2 separate regions of the Mus musculus genome follow, and region 2 is linked to region 1. Evidence: chromatin loops called from intact Hi-C (ENCODE). Cell type or tissue: left cerebral cortex. All regions are shown on one strand. Links, peaks and the distances in the headings refer to the core of each region. The heading gives the core; the rest is flanking DNA.

What was found. Hi-C counts contacts between places; a loop is a spot of excess contacts. Peaks named below come from ENCODE experiments on the same cell type or tissue, not always from the same donor. Only the 100,000 strongest peaks of a DNase experiment are listed, where the experiment ranks them.
Region 2: a loop joins it to region 1, with 3 times the contacts of the local background. A loop is called at or near these places in 1 of 42 quality-filtered maps.

Annotation. Positions count from the first base shown.
Region 1 is chr3:96,100,885-96,107,765 of GRCm38, forward strand. Otud7b (OTU domain containing 7B) reads left to right here and starts at 3,643. Exons shown (of 12, transcript NM_001025614.1): 1 at 3,643-3,935. Gm30044 (a long non-coding RNA gene) reads right to left here and starts at 3,472. Exons shown (of 2, transcript XR_375856.2): 1 at 3,304-3,472. In left cerebral cortex, for the core only: a CTCF peak has its summit at 3,693; DNase peaks (open chromatin) are centred at 1,509, 1,812, 3,493, 3,702 and 2 more places; H3K4me3 peaks cover 2,168 bases; H3K27ac peaks cover 3,274 bases.
Region 2 is chr3:96,168,486-96,175,366 of GRCm38, forward strand. Mtmr11 (myotubularin related protein 11) reads left to right here. Exons shown (of 17, transcript NM_181409.3): 13 at 114-280; 14 at 551-724; 15 at 1,322-1,504; 16 at 1,868-2,161; 17 at 2,601-3,233. The coding sequence ends at 2,747. Sf3b4 (splicing factor 3b, subunit 4) reads left to right here and starts at 4,021. Exons shown (of 6, transcript NM_153053.4): 1 at 4,021-4,122; 2 at 4,486-4,614; 3 at 5,056-5,598; 4 at 5,838-6,044. The coding sequence starts at 4,089. In left cerebral cortex, for the core only: no CTCF peak of the experiment used is centred there; DNase peaks (open chromatin) are centred at 3,340 and 3,934; H3K4me3 peaks cover 2,307 bases; H3K27ac peaks cover 2,583 bases.

The DNA of each region.
Region 1 (6,881 bases), core at 1,066-6,065:
GAGACAAATCCTCATTTGAGGTTCCAGCTTCCCAGGCTCTGTCAAGTTGACAGCCAAGAACAGCTATGCTGCCATGTGTTGGTATCACTTTGGTGAGAAGAGATCACTGGAGCATTGGAGTCTTAGTAATAGGAGGTAGATCTAGCAATGATACATAAGCAGACTGCCCTCTTCTAGCCTCCATAGGAACCAGGCACATGGTGCACAGATATCCATGCAGGGATACACCCACAGATGTAAAATAATAACACAATACCTTAAAATTAAGACAAAATCCCCATTGTGATATACATGTGTAACGGCTACTTTTAGTAAGGCATGGCACATTCCACTACTTTAGAAAATCCTCTTGTGTCCCTTTAATTTTTCTTTTCTCTTGGCCATAGCTGGTACCTACTATTGTGTATTTTTGCCTGTTTTGGAATTTGAGTTTCATAAAAATGCCTTTTTTCTTTTAATAATTTGTGTGTACGTGTGTATGTGTGTATGTGTGTGTATTGCTGGGTATCAAATCCAGGGTCTTATATAAGGGTTCTACAATTGAGCAAACATCAGTAGTCAGAAGTTTTTGCAGGGCTAGAGAGATGAAACAGTGGTAAATAGCACTTGTTGCTCTTGCAGGAGACTCAGGTTCAGTTCTTAACACTATGTGACTCTCAACCATCTGTAACTCTAGTTCCAGGGGATCTGACACTCTCTCTCTGGCCTCCATGGACAGCACACACACATGGTACACATACATGCAGGGAGAATACCCAAATGCATAAAATCAGATAAATCTTTAAAAAAGGTACCTTATTTATTTTTTATAAAAATTCCTATATACATATACATATGTATGTATATGAGTCTATTTTTTATTGTGGTCATTTGAAAGGTTTCCATTGAGTGGCTATTAGAAATAAAGTTTCCATTGAGTGGCTATTAGGAATAAAGTTGTTAGGAACATTTATCTACAAGCTTTTAATAGACACGTATTTTCCTTTCTAGTGGGTAAATACTAAGGAATAGAATTTCTGGGTCAGAGGATAGGAATGGATTTAACATATATATATATGGATTTATGGTTTTCAGCTACAAAAATTCTGAGTTAGTCTAACATTCCTAAGTAGGTACAGTATCTATCTATCTATCTATCTATCTATCTATCTATCTATCTATAGTTTTAAAGGCATCCTAGAACCACTGGTCTAAATTATAGTCATAGTACTAGAAAGGAAGTTATTTCAGTTTGGTTTTCTTTTCTACCACAAAGACATATAAATGCAAATAATTTCTCCTTTTTTTTCTTCCTGGTTAGTTGCAAAACAGCTTTCTCTGAATATTTCCCCTCACCGCACCCATCAGCCTAGTGTTGACTCTCCTTGGAGCAGCGTTGGTGAAAGGCAAGTTAAAGCTCCCGGAGCTTCTTGAAGCTTAGAATCACTAAGACAAGGAAACAAAAACAGTTGTCAGGGTGGAAAAGAACAGTGAGCTGAGCGGCAGATGGGGGCGTGGCCTTGTGGAGGATAAGGGGCGTGGCCTTGTGCACACTGCTGGGGTTTTCTTTGATGATTTTTCCATACTATTCTACCTGGTTGGGGGTGGGGGGGGGGAGACTCCGCTGTACTCAGGCTGCTGTGACTATTTACTATCAGATGGTAGCTTTCGGAGCATCGGACACTGTGACAGTGTCTGCACACTGAAAGAGAAGCCGCTCCTAGATAGGCAAAGAAACGGACAGCATAGGAATGGGAAGGGAGTCACTTAATGGATTAGGGACTGGCTGAGCTGGGACCAGAACCCAGGTGGCCTGGCTTCCAGCCCAGCTGACCACACTGCTACCCACACAGACAGAGCTGGCCAAGACAAGTAGCCCATTGAGCAATTACACAAACAACAATGCCTGATGGATGGTCGGAGTAAGAAACAGGCACAGAGCAATGGCAACCCCATCACTTCCTGATCCCTAAATTTCCAGGCAGGCCTACAATGTGCGATCGCTTAAATGGCTTTGACCAGCAACTTGGCTCAACTTTTTAATCTGGACCACTTTTTGTGGTCATTGCCACAAAACAAAAACAAAAACAAAAACAAAAACAAAAACAAAACAACAACAACAACAAAACCAACCCCTCTGCCTTGTACTTAAGGTGGAGAGAGCCTTTGAGCTCCATACCTGGTCCTAAGGAGTGTGTGAAAGTGTGTTAAACATAGTTAATCGATGAGTGTGAAAGCAGCTCTCAGTTTTGCAGAGTTCTGCCTTCCCACATCAGACTTAGCCAGCAGGGGCTAGTATGATCTACGGAATTCAGTGAGACCAAATCCTACCCTCTTCTCAAATTTGTCACAAAATAGTAGTTGCAATCGGTACTCCCTGGATCTTCTAAGCTCTGGCTTGCTAAGTTGCATTGTAAGTTGTGGTATCTTCCAAAGGCACCAGCTACTTTGCTTGGCTGAGACATGTATACGTGGCCTTAGGTTCAGCCCTAAACTTTCAACTCTAAACTTAAGGGTATTTTTCCAGTGGGTTTCCTGTTTCAGGTGTCAGTTCCTAGTCTGGATAATTCTGTGCTCTATCCTTCCCCATTAGAAACCAAAATTCTCAGCGAATACTGAGGAAAATGAAGAGCCAACTGCATTATGCTTTTACATAAACCCAGTGAACATAATTTTGATAATAAACACTGCCTTGAATGTGTGGATTCTAGAGATCTGAGTTAAATTTTAGGATTCATTTGGTTAGAGTATAGCATAAGCTGGGCCCATTTTTGTGTTTTCAATAAAGTAGTTCTTCTGGAAGCAGTCCATATTCCTTTACAAACATGAAAGGCTGAGATGGCTTGTTTGTGTGCTCCTAGGCACAGCTCATTGTAACCTCCGTGACATATATGTTTGTTTTGCTTTATATAAAATATTTCAGTGAATTCTATTAATACTAAATTGTTAGATTGCTGATGCTTGGGATTTATGTCTTGTTGCGTTTTCTATTTCCAGTCTTCCAGAATACAGTGCTTTTACAACAGTAGGGCTTCAATAAGTAAAGGCATTGAGTTATGCTGTAATGTTGTAAAAACACATTGACAATGTGTTTTTACAACATTAACTAAAAAACTGACTGTGGCAGGGATGTTACTAAGGGAGTATTGTTATGCAAGTGAATATAGCAAAGGGTACGTTCACGTCAAGAGTGAAGGAACAAGGGGAATGCATAGCTGGGTGGGGCTGGTTTGTAAGAAGCGATGTTCAATTCAGTCTGGTTGGTCCAGGATTGCGTGGAGTAACTAGAATTTCAACCTTCTCAAGTATTTTTATCCTTCTCACCTTTCGAAAGCTACTCCGCCAGTCTCCATTTCTTCCCTTAGGGCTGGCGCCAACTGATGCGACCCCAAAGTCTTAACAGTCCATGCCGAGCTCCCAGCTCCCGCTCAAAAGTGCCTCCGCCCGGGGGCTCGGGGACGCGAGCCAAAAACGCGCGGGGTCACGCGCCGGGCAAGCGCCAAACCGGCCACAGCCCCAAAGCGGTCCCGAGGGCGGGGCTGCTGCGGGGAGGGGCGGGGCGGGACGGGGCGGGGCCGGCCGCGCCGGGCGGGAGGAGGCCCGGGGGCGGCTAGGGTGTCACCGCCAACCCGCTCCGGCCGGAAACGGGCGCTTGTTTCCGGCCGGACGGCCGAAAGCCACCGATCCTGAACCAGCCGCTGGAGTCGGAGTGGCGACCCGGTGTGGAGGAGCCGGCGGAAAGCCATTGGGAAGAGGCCAGCTCCGGTCAGTCCCGGCTTGGCTCCAGCTCTATCTCCTGTGGAGAGCAACAGCCGCGGTCGCAGTGTCCGCCTCCGCCTCCATCGTCGTCGGGGGAGGGGCCGCTTGGACCCCGGGGTCACTGCCGAGGAATGAGGCGAGGCGGCCGGGCCCCGCGCTCCGCCCCGGCCTAGAGCCTTGCCCCGAGAGTCGCGAGGGTAACGGAGACCCCAGCCCTGACACCCTCCCCATCTCCTCCCCGCTCCTCCCGCCTCTCCAGCGCCCCAACTCTGCGTCGTCGAGCTCCACTGCTCACTCTCTCTGACGAGACTTCACCTGAAGCCATCTCCCCCTGAGCACCCGCTCTCTGCTTGGTCCCCACCTTCCTCCTTCACGCCAATCTTTCACCTGCGTCCTGCGCTCTCAGCCCTGGCCGGCGGTTCCTGTCCCTTCCCCAGCTGTGCTGGGCAGTTTGGATAGTCCCCTCTTGTCAGCTAGACTTTGGGAGACGGATGGCGGAGTTTTAGGGTGGTCTAGATGCAGCCCCCCCCCCCCAAGTAGGATAAAGTTCTTTTAAAGTCACTATAAAAGTAAAAAAGAAAAGCCAAGTTTGTTCTTAACGATAGCCAAACTGAGGTGCGTCCAGTAATGGAGGAAGGGGGGTAGGGAGGGAGGAGAGAGAGAGGGAGAGGGGAGAGAGGAGAGAGGAGAGAGAGACTGTGGTGAGTGTAGGTGTAGAAATTCTAGGGCAGGCTTATGGACTTCAGAAAAAAAAAGTTTCTGTGCGCTGATGGAAACTTTAGAAGCTGATGATGAGTAAGCTGGGGGCTGTGTGATCGCACTCTTCTCATAATTACTAGGTTAACGGTGTGGCTCCTGTTGAGATGGAATGGGATTTGTTTACTGGGCCGGCGTATTTTTAGCCTGTCGGCTCACAAGGACCAGCCCTCAGAGTCTGTCTCTCTTCTCTGGTGATAGAGTGTCAGTCTAACATAGGTGTCTTTTCTGGGCACAAGACACATGTAAAAATGGGGAAGTTGAGAGAAGCGAACTGGTGAGATTTGATCTAAGAGGTTATTCCCCCTCCCCCAAATTTTTTTTTCCCCTTAGGGAATTTTCATGACTGCAAAGCCAATCGCTAACCCGCTTTGACTTTGGCTTTCTTTATCTTTTTGTGAATACTACATAGGGTGTTTTATTTAGAAGCTGGTAATTTGTGGGTCTTTGGCTTTTCCTACAATATACTTAGGTCTTTTAGGATGCTGGATCCCTTTGTGTCTCAAAACCTGTCAGGTGGATAAGAAAAATAAGGAGAAGTGGTGGTAAGAAGACTCCAAAGGAGTAGCTAATTTCTATTTTTTATTTTTTTCTATGTTGCATATCTAAAAAGACATTTAGGAAATGTGTTTCTTAGTCAATGAGATTCTGTTCCTGAGGGATGGAGAAGTCTGCCAGGGAGAATCAGACTTGTAGTTAAATGTTGGCAGTATATAACTTACATAGGAACACATTCTAGGTAAACAATGAGGAATTAATTATGTTCTTTACCCTCATTGTTTTTCAAGCAGGTCTTTTAAGTTTACTAACCTGCTGTGCTAGTCTATTGATATTTTGAAGGTTAAAGAGAATGTAAAATAAAAGAAATTGCTGTTCCTCCTGTACAGCACTGAATGCAGTCTGTTCTGACTTTACGTGAACTGGCATCTTTCGAGCACCTTTGTAATCCAGGCTGGTTTCTGTGTACTTAGAGATTGCACATGAACACAAATATTAGCTCATGCTAGGCATAATTGAGAAGGTAAATATGCTGAAGACACATATTCCAAAACAAAAATAGATTTTTCTTTTTCGATTTTTTTGCTCTCATTTTGGATTATCAGCACCTTTCTGCCAATCATTACCCATTAACGTGAATAATTTAGAACTAAATAGATGTCTGTTTTGGACATCATATGTTTAAGTGGGAAGTAAAGATGGTAGGTAGTTTCCAAACTACTTCTAATTTGTTTGTTTATTTTCAGTGCTCTGGTTTGTCTTATCCCTTTCATGTAGTACCAGGGACTTTCTCTGTGGAAGAGAAAAAAAGTAAAACTTTGTCAAAGAAACAAGGCTGGTGTGTTGTATGAGGCAGGGTGGCCAACAGTGGGTTCTGATGAGTTGTGTAAGGCACGGTGACCAACGATTGATGTGCAGTGTTAGATGTGCTGTGATGGAGTTATGTCACTAATTTGGAAGTGTTCTTGAAGTAATAATTGCTTTAATCTCTCTTTTCCTCCCCATCCTTCTACCTATTAGTGGAAAAACATCTCAGTTGGAGTCTAAAATGGGATTTAAAAAAAAATCACACGTATCTTCTTGGAGTCTTAACTGCTAATAGTTGCCTTAATCCCTGGGAGTTGGCTGGTGCCAATCATAGTTATGACACATGGGTAATTTCTGTTTATATCTAACTTCCTTTTGTTGAACTGTATACGTTACTCTACCAGGTATGGATTGAAGCATTTGACTAAACCTAGGAATGAGTTTAGAACAAGCAGCTCAATATATCCACTGCTAGTCTCAGTTCTTAGACGACTTCTTAGAAACTTGAGGTACATTATATGCAGCCAGGTGAGTTATTGTGGAAAAGTTTAGTATCAAAAGTAAATATCTACTTTGTTATGGGGATATTATACTGCTTATTAAAGTTTCTGAGCTCCCAAATTCTAACAGTGCTGGCTGAGACTATTGGAGAGAGACAGAGACAGAGAGACTGTATGCATGAGTATGTGTGTCTAAGGAAGTGTTCTTACCACAAACACTTAACCCCACGAAAGGGGGAAAAATTAATCTTGGCAAATGTGGTCTCAGAAATATATTTTCTATGGAACGTAAAGACAGTGAGATAGCAGACTGGAATTTTAATGCCTGATAAATTCATACAATTAAAATTTTGTACAGGGCAGTTTTTTTTTCATGAATTTTTAAATTCAGTTCACTCTTTAATAGATAATAGAAGAGAGAACTTAAAAAGAAAATTCTTGCTGAATAATGATTGAACACTCCCTTGGATAAAGCGACCTTTAAGCTCCAGTATCTGGGGAGATAGAAAGATGCAAAAAAGATGTCTTTTCCCTTGGAGTGGGGACTGAGGGACAGGGAAGTGATACTTGGGGCATGGAGAA
Region 2 (6,881 bases), core at 1,007-6,006, 68 kb after region 1:
CTGCCTTTCCCCACTTTCTTTTATGTGCCCCTCCCCCTTTCCCCGTGTTTCCTCTTCTCATTCCCTCCTGCCCTAGTTTCTTGGACCCCCTTCTTTGTTTCTTTGTCACCCAGAGCTTGGGGATCGTGATTTCAATGGCCTCCTCTCCTCACTCGTCCAGCTGCTTTTGGCTCCGGAAGCCCGGACATTGTTTGGTTTCCAGTCACTAGTGCAGCGAGAGTGGGTGGCAGCTGGACACCCCTTCCTGACCAGGCTCGGGGACACTGGAGCCAGTGAGGAGGTGAGGACACTTTAGGTTTTCTGTCTGGAGTGGGTTAACATTACTAAAGGGAAGAGGTGAGAAAATGATAAGGCCTAGCCCACTAGACACAAACCCGGTCTGAATGGGCTGCTGGGCTGAGTGGACACTCAGGAGAGTCAGCCTTGAACCCCTACTCTACTCTCACTTCCTGTTTTAATCCCTGCCCTCCTTGGTGTCCTGTTCTGGCTCTTGTTCTCCCCTTTGTCAGGTGCTTGCAGACACCCCCATGCGACTGTTTTCTCTTCTCAGGCCCCGGTGTTTCCTCTCTTCCTTGACTGTGCCTGGCAGCTCCTCCAGCAGTTTCCAGCGGAATTTGAATTCTCTGAGTTTTTTCTTCTTGCTCTTCATGATAGTATCAGGGTTCCGGACACCCTCACCTTTCTGAGAAACACTCCCTGGGAGCGCGGGAAGAAGAGTGGACAGGTCAGTGACCTCTTTTTAATTTGTTCCTGTTGAGCATTTCAAACTTTGGAATTTGGTCTTGGTTTAGGAAGCTTGAGGTTTGGGGAAGGGGTTGGGGGGGGTGGGGTGGGTGCTCACTCTTAGGATCAGATTTTTGTTTTGTATGTGATGCCAGAAATAGGAGGTAAGGTTTATAATTTGTTCCAGGTGTAGGACAGGGACACAAACTGGTTTAACCAACCTTGTTTAAAATTTTTGAGTTTGTGCACATTTATGCGTGTGACCGTGACCGTGTATATGTCATAGTCCTGTGGAGGTCAGAGGTCAACCTCAGGCATCAGTACTCACCTTCCACCTACTGAGACAGAGTCCCTGTTGCTTGTCTGCTGCTTACTCCAGGCTGGCTGGACCAGGAACTTCTAGGGATTCTTCTGTCTCTTCCCCCCCAGCATCCTGTAGTAGCACTGAAACGGCAGGCCCTGAGCTATGTGTCTGGCTTTGTGTAGGTTCCGGGAAGTCAAACTCAGGTCCTCAGTCTCAATGGCAAGTGCTTTTATCCACAAAACCAATCCTGAGCTCAAAGCACCCATCACCCGTTTCTTTGTTTCCTCTATTTAGTTCAACTCGTACACACAAGTTTACACCCCTGAGTACTCCCAGCCCCTAGCTGGAAGCTCTGCTAACTTACATCTGTCTGTCTGGGACTGGGATTTACGCTACAGCAAGGAACAGATATCACAGTTCCTTAATCCTGGCTACGATCCGGAGCATTGCCCAGACAGCAGGTTCTCTAGACAGCAGGTAAGATACCTACACTTCAACTCCCTTGACTCTCTCAGGTTCCCACTACTAGATGAGAATGACAGGATATCCGAGTCCCTCAGAGAAAGACACCACTATCTTTTATAGCTGTCACTTGCAGCCAGCCTTCAGCAAGACAGTTGTTCTAGAATAGCAGACAATGTTCTTTTGATATTCATTTTGGTTCATGTCCATATATTATACGTTTCTCTAAAATCAACCCAGTAAGCCCAAAACCCTAGTCTGCTGAGGAGAAGGGAGGTCAGAGGGAGGGGGCCGCAGTTTGTCACTGGAACAATGAGTCAGGGGCAGCTAGGTATCCCTTCCCACTTCTCAGTTGTCTGTTGACTTCTTCTCTTTTAGCAAAGCCTCATGGTTCCTGGACCCCCTAGTTCTATGTGGCTGTTCTCTAGAGGGACCCTGACCCCACTGAATCAGCTCTGTCCTTGGCAAGACAGCTCCTCCTTGCTGGCAGTCTCTTCTCATTGGCTCCCTCGACCTGCCAGATCCTCCGAAAGCCTAGCTGACCAGGAATGGGGGCTCCCCTCACATTGGGGAGCTTGCCCTTTACCTCCCGGGCTACTGCTGCCTGGATATCTGGGACCACAGATCAGGTTCTGGAAACGCTGTTACCTGAGGGGCAGGCCTGAGGTCCAGGTGAGAAGGGAAGACAGACTGGATGGGGGAGAATGAGCTGGAAAGGCAAAGGGCTGGAGGAACTGGGGAGTAGCATTGCATTTTTCAAACTGGGCCCACTTGGGATAGGAGATGGTGAGAAAACTGCCTGTGGCTTGGATCATGTAGAATCTAGAGCACTGTTAGAAGGGAAAGATCACTTAAGACTCTAGAAGTACCAAGGATCTTAGTAGAAAAATAGCCGGGTAGTTGTGGCGCATACCTTTTAATCCTAGATCTCAGGAGGCAGAGGCAAGTGGATCTCTGAGTTTGAGCTAGTTCCAGAACAGACAGGGCTACACAGAGAAACCCAACTGGAAAAACAAAACAAACAAAACAAAAAACAGAAAAGGGGGAAAAAAAAGGAACCAGGAAGCAAGCCCTGTAACAGTCTTCCTCTGTGCGCTTTGCCCCTCCCCAGATGGGCTCCTCAGCTCTCACAGTCTCTGCCCTTCAGGATGAGCTTTCTCACCTTCAGGAACTGTTAAGACAATGGACACCAAGAATATCTCCCGAGGACCAGAGCAAGAAAAGAGATCCGAATACCATCCTCTCTCAGATCTGCTGAAACTGTTTGTTAGCGTCGTTCTCAGAGGCAGGGCAGGGGTCTCTGCTCATCTTCCTGTCTGACCTTGACGCCTCAGCTTTGGCATTCCAGTCTGCAGAGTTCACTTAGAAGGCCCGTTTCTGTAGCAGATGGTGGCGCTACCAACCTAAAGGTCTCCCGATTTGTTTGATTTCTGGGGCTATTTTCATTTCTTGTGATTTGAAAACTAAGAAACAAGACCAGTTCAGAATGTGATTGCCCCTTTTCCCAGGCAATTCTGTACCTTTTGGATGGCCGTCAAAACTGTGACATGAGAGACCCTTTTCATCAGTCCCAACAATGATGTCCTAGAGACCTCATTCGCAACCTCTCTACACTACTTTGAAATCTTTTCTTAGTCTTCTGTGGGAACGAGGTGAATAAGGGAGAAACCGTCTCCTCCCACTGTATATTTTCATAGCAGCGTTTCTATTTAAGGAGTTCATTAAAGCACAGTATTTCTACACATTGCTGGTATTTTCTTGTGTTGAATGAAGATCTCAGCAAAGCCGTGGGGGTGGAGGGGAGGGTGTGAACTGAGAAAAACACCCAAATTATTGTAAGGAAATAAAGGATCCAAGTCAGGCGTGGCCTGGAAGAAATACACATAAAATATGGGGGAAGGGGTCCGCACACCTTTTTTGAGACATGGTCTCTATGTGTCTATTAGGCCAGCTGGAACTCTGTTTTTTGAGACAGGTTTTCTGTGTGGCCATGGCTGTCCTGGAACTCGTTCTGTAGACCTGGCTGGCCTTTAACTCAAGAGATCCATGTCTGCTCCTTAAAGCTTCGATACCAGCCCGCAACCCAACCCGGTTTCGTGTCCCAGATTTCCCAAGATAAGCGGAGATTTGACACTTAGGGGAAAACAAAATACCTCAGGCTCAAGTCTAGGCCGAGGGCGAGTCTGCACGAGCGTCGTGGACCTCACTAAATAATAGGTCGCTCCAGAAGGCAGTCCTGGCCCTGCACTTAGGACACAACTCTGCGTCACAGAACGTACAAAGCCTGGTTTTGCACTTGAATGTGCGTTTGGGGAGCCGTGTGAGCCTCTAACAGTCTGGAAGCATCCGGGGCTTTAGTTAACTGTGTCGAGACGGGCTGAGCACATCCGTTCCGCCCCGACTACAGCAGCAGCCCTAGAGCGCCTTTCCCTTCCGAAAGACAAGACTCCGACCCCTAAGATGGCCGCGATCGCTTCCGGCTCCTCCCCCCCCCCCCGGCGCCGGCCCCGCCCAACGTGAGCCTTGGCCCGGAAGTGGAAGTTGTAACTGAGGTCAGGGGGCGGTGCTGCTGCTTAGAGACGGCGGGAGCCCCTTCGCCATGGCTGCCGGACCGATCTCCGAACGGAATCAGGGTAATTGGGAGAGAAGAGCCCAAGATAGGAGCAGGGAAGTGGAGGGAAGATTAGTGCCGGAAGCGTTCCCCCTGGGGTGGTAGACGAGATCCCCCCCGGTGGGACACCGACCTCTGGGCACCTGGCTGGCCGCGAGGCCGGGTGCAGGCCGAGGCCTGTGAGAAGCGATGCTTCTAGATCAGCTCCCTCCACCAAGAAGACAAAAGCCTCCCGGGAGTACCGGACCAGCAAGAATGCCAAATTAGACGTAGCAGATTTTCTAGATGATGGTGGCAGAGGGAATTTCAGGGCTTTAGGCGACGGTTTTTGGTTTTTGTCTTCTTTTTCACTGCCGACTCCTCATCGCCTGCTTCTTCCCTTTAGATGCCACGGTGTACGTGGGCGGTCTGGACGAGAAAGTGAGTGAGCCGCTGCTGTGGGAGCTCTTTCTCCAGGCAGGGCCAGTGGTCAACACCCACATGCCCAAGGACAGAGTCACTGGCCAGCACCAGGGTGAGTAGGGTACGGGGCAGGAATCAGCCCTGGAGAGGGTTAACCGGCCCCGAAGAGGCTCAGCCGCTAGGCACAGCGCCTTTGGAATGAGCAACCTAAAGATTGCTTTCTCCTTCAGCTTCAATTCCCAGTTTCTGGAATATTTTCTCTTAGCTCTAGTTTCTGGAACCATTCTCAACCATTCTCTGTGTAGTCCTGGCTGTCCTAGATCTTGCTCTGTAGACCAGGCTGGTCACGATCTTTGAGCTCCACCTGCCTCTGCTACGAAGTGGTGGCATTAAAAGCACGTGCACGTGCAGTCGCCCAGCTATTATCTATTATGTTCTTTGTGTTTGAAGGCTGGGGAGTTAATGTTTCATTTTGAGTCTCTTCCCCTGAATGATGGGTTTTTTTTGTTTGTTTGTTTTTTGTTTTGTTTTGTTTTTTTCATTGATTCCCCAGGCTATGGCTTTGTTGAATTCCTGAGCGAGGAAGATGCCGACTATGCCATTAAGATTATGAACATGATCAAACTCTATGGAAAGCCAATACGGGTGAACAAGGCCTCAGCTCACAACAAAAACCTGGATGTGGGAGCCAACATTTTCATTGGAAATCTGGACCCAGAAATTGATGAAAAGCTGCTTTACGATACTTTCAGCGCCTTTGGAGTCATCCTACAGACCCCCAAGATCATGCGGGACCCTGACACAGGCAACTCCAAGGGTTACGCCTTCATTAATTTTGCCTCCTTCGATGCTTCGGATGCAGCAATTGAGGCCATGAACGGGCAGTACCTGTGTAACCGTCCTATCACTGTGTCTTATGCCTTCAAGAAGGACTCTAAGGGTGAACGCCATGGCTCAGCAGCTGAAAGACTCCTGGCAGCCCAGAACCCGCTGTCCCAGGCTGACCGCCCTCACCAGCTGTTTGCCGATGCACCCCCTCCGCCCTCTGCCCCCAATCCCGTGGTTTCATCCCTGGGTTCTGGGCTTCCTCCACCAGGTACAGCTTGGAGTTCAGACTGTGCCAGTGAGGCTCTTGGGAGGGAGGCTCAGGAGGCAGAAGCAGCCCTGGTAGAGTAAGCTGCTAAGTTGTTGGGCAGTGAGACAGGAGTGAGGCGTGCTGGTGGAAGGGATGAAGTTGGCGGATGAAGTTGGCAGATGGAGTGAAGCTGAAGGGAAGCCTGCAGGGGGGAGGCTGGAGCTCTGCAAGACATTAACTGTCTTCCATTTCTTACACAGGCATGCCGCCTCCTGGCTCTTTTCCACCTCCAGTGCCACCTCCTGGGGCCCTCCCTCCTGGGATTCCCCCAGCCATGCCCCCACCACCTATGCCACCTGGGGCTGGAGGACATGGCCCCCCAGCAGCAGGGACTCCAGGGGCTGGACATCCCGGTCACGGACACTCACATCCTCACCCGTTCCCACCAGGTGGGATGCCCCATCCAGGTAAGGGCTCTGTGCTGGGAAGGAGCTGAGCTTGTGAGAGGGGCTTTCTTACTGTCTGTCCTGGTAGTCTTGGATGAAAATAGTCCAGAGTCCTCCTTTTCTTCAGAAACAGACAGTACTTTGTACGTGTTGGTGCTCCTGTTTTATCTCCAGTTCTTGTATTTCCTAAAGGATAGCTTGTACTGGGCAAAACTCTCAACCTCTCCTCTGCTTCCAAGGTTGCCAAATCTAGAAGACATTTCTGCTTTTGGCTTTTTGAGAAACGGGTTCTCTGTGTAGCTGGCAGTGTCAAACTCAGAGATCCTCTTGCCTCTGCCTCCCAAGTGCTGGGACTAAAGGCGTGCGTGTTTCTAGATTTCTCTAATGTCAACCATAGCAACCTGGATCGGCTCCTTTTTTTATGTTTGTGTAGATTTTTTGCTTGTTTCTCTTTTCTTTGTTTCTCTGTAGTGTTAAATGTGAAGGTGCTAATTTACCATTGGTCTCTGGTCTTAGGTTCTTGGCAGGCTAGAAAAGGCCACTGCTCAACCCACACTTAACTTTCCTCTTTCTGACACCATCTTCAGTAGTTCTCACTTGTAGGAGCCCAGTTTACAACTCTGGGGCTTTGTCTGTTCTGTCCTCCACTTTGCAGAGCAAGTCTAGCTTATGTTTTTGTCATTGGTCACAAGCCAGTGCTCAGACTGCACTCACTTCCTGTCACTGACTCAGGGACTCATCTACTTTCACTGAGTAACTTTTCCAGGGTATTCACAGACATTTTCTTCTTCTTTTGTTTTTTTTTTGTTTTTTTGTTTTTTGAGACAGGGTTTCTCTGTGTAGCCCTGGCTGTCCTGG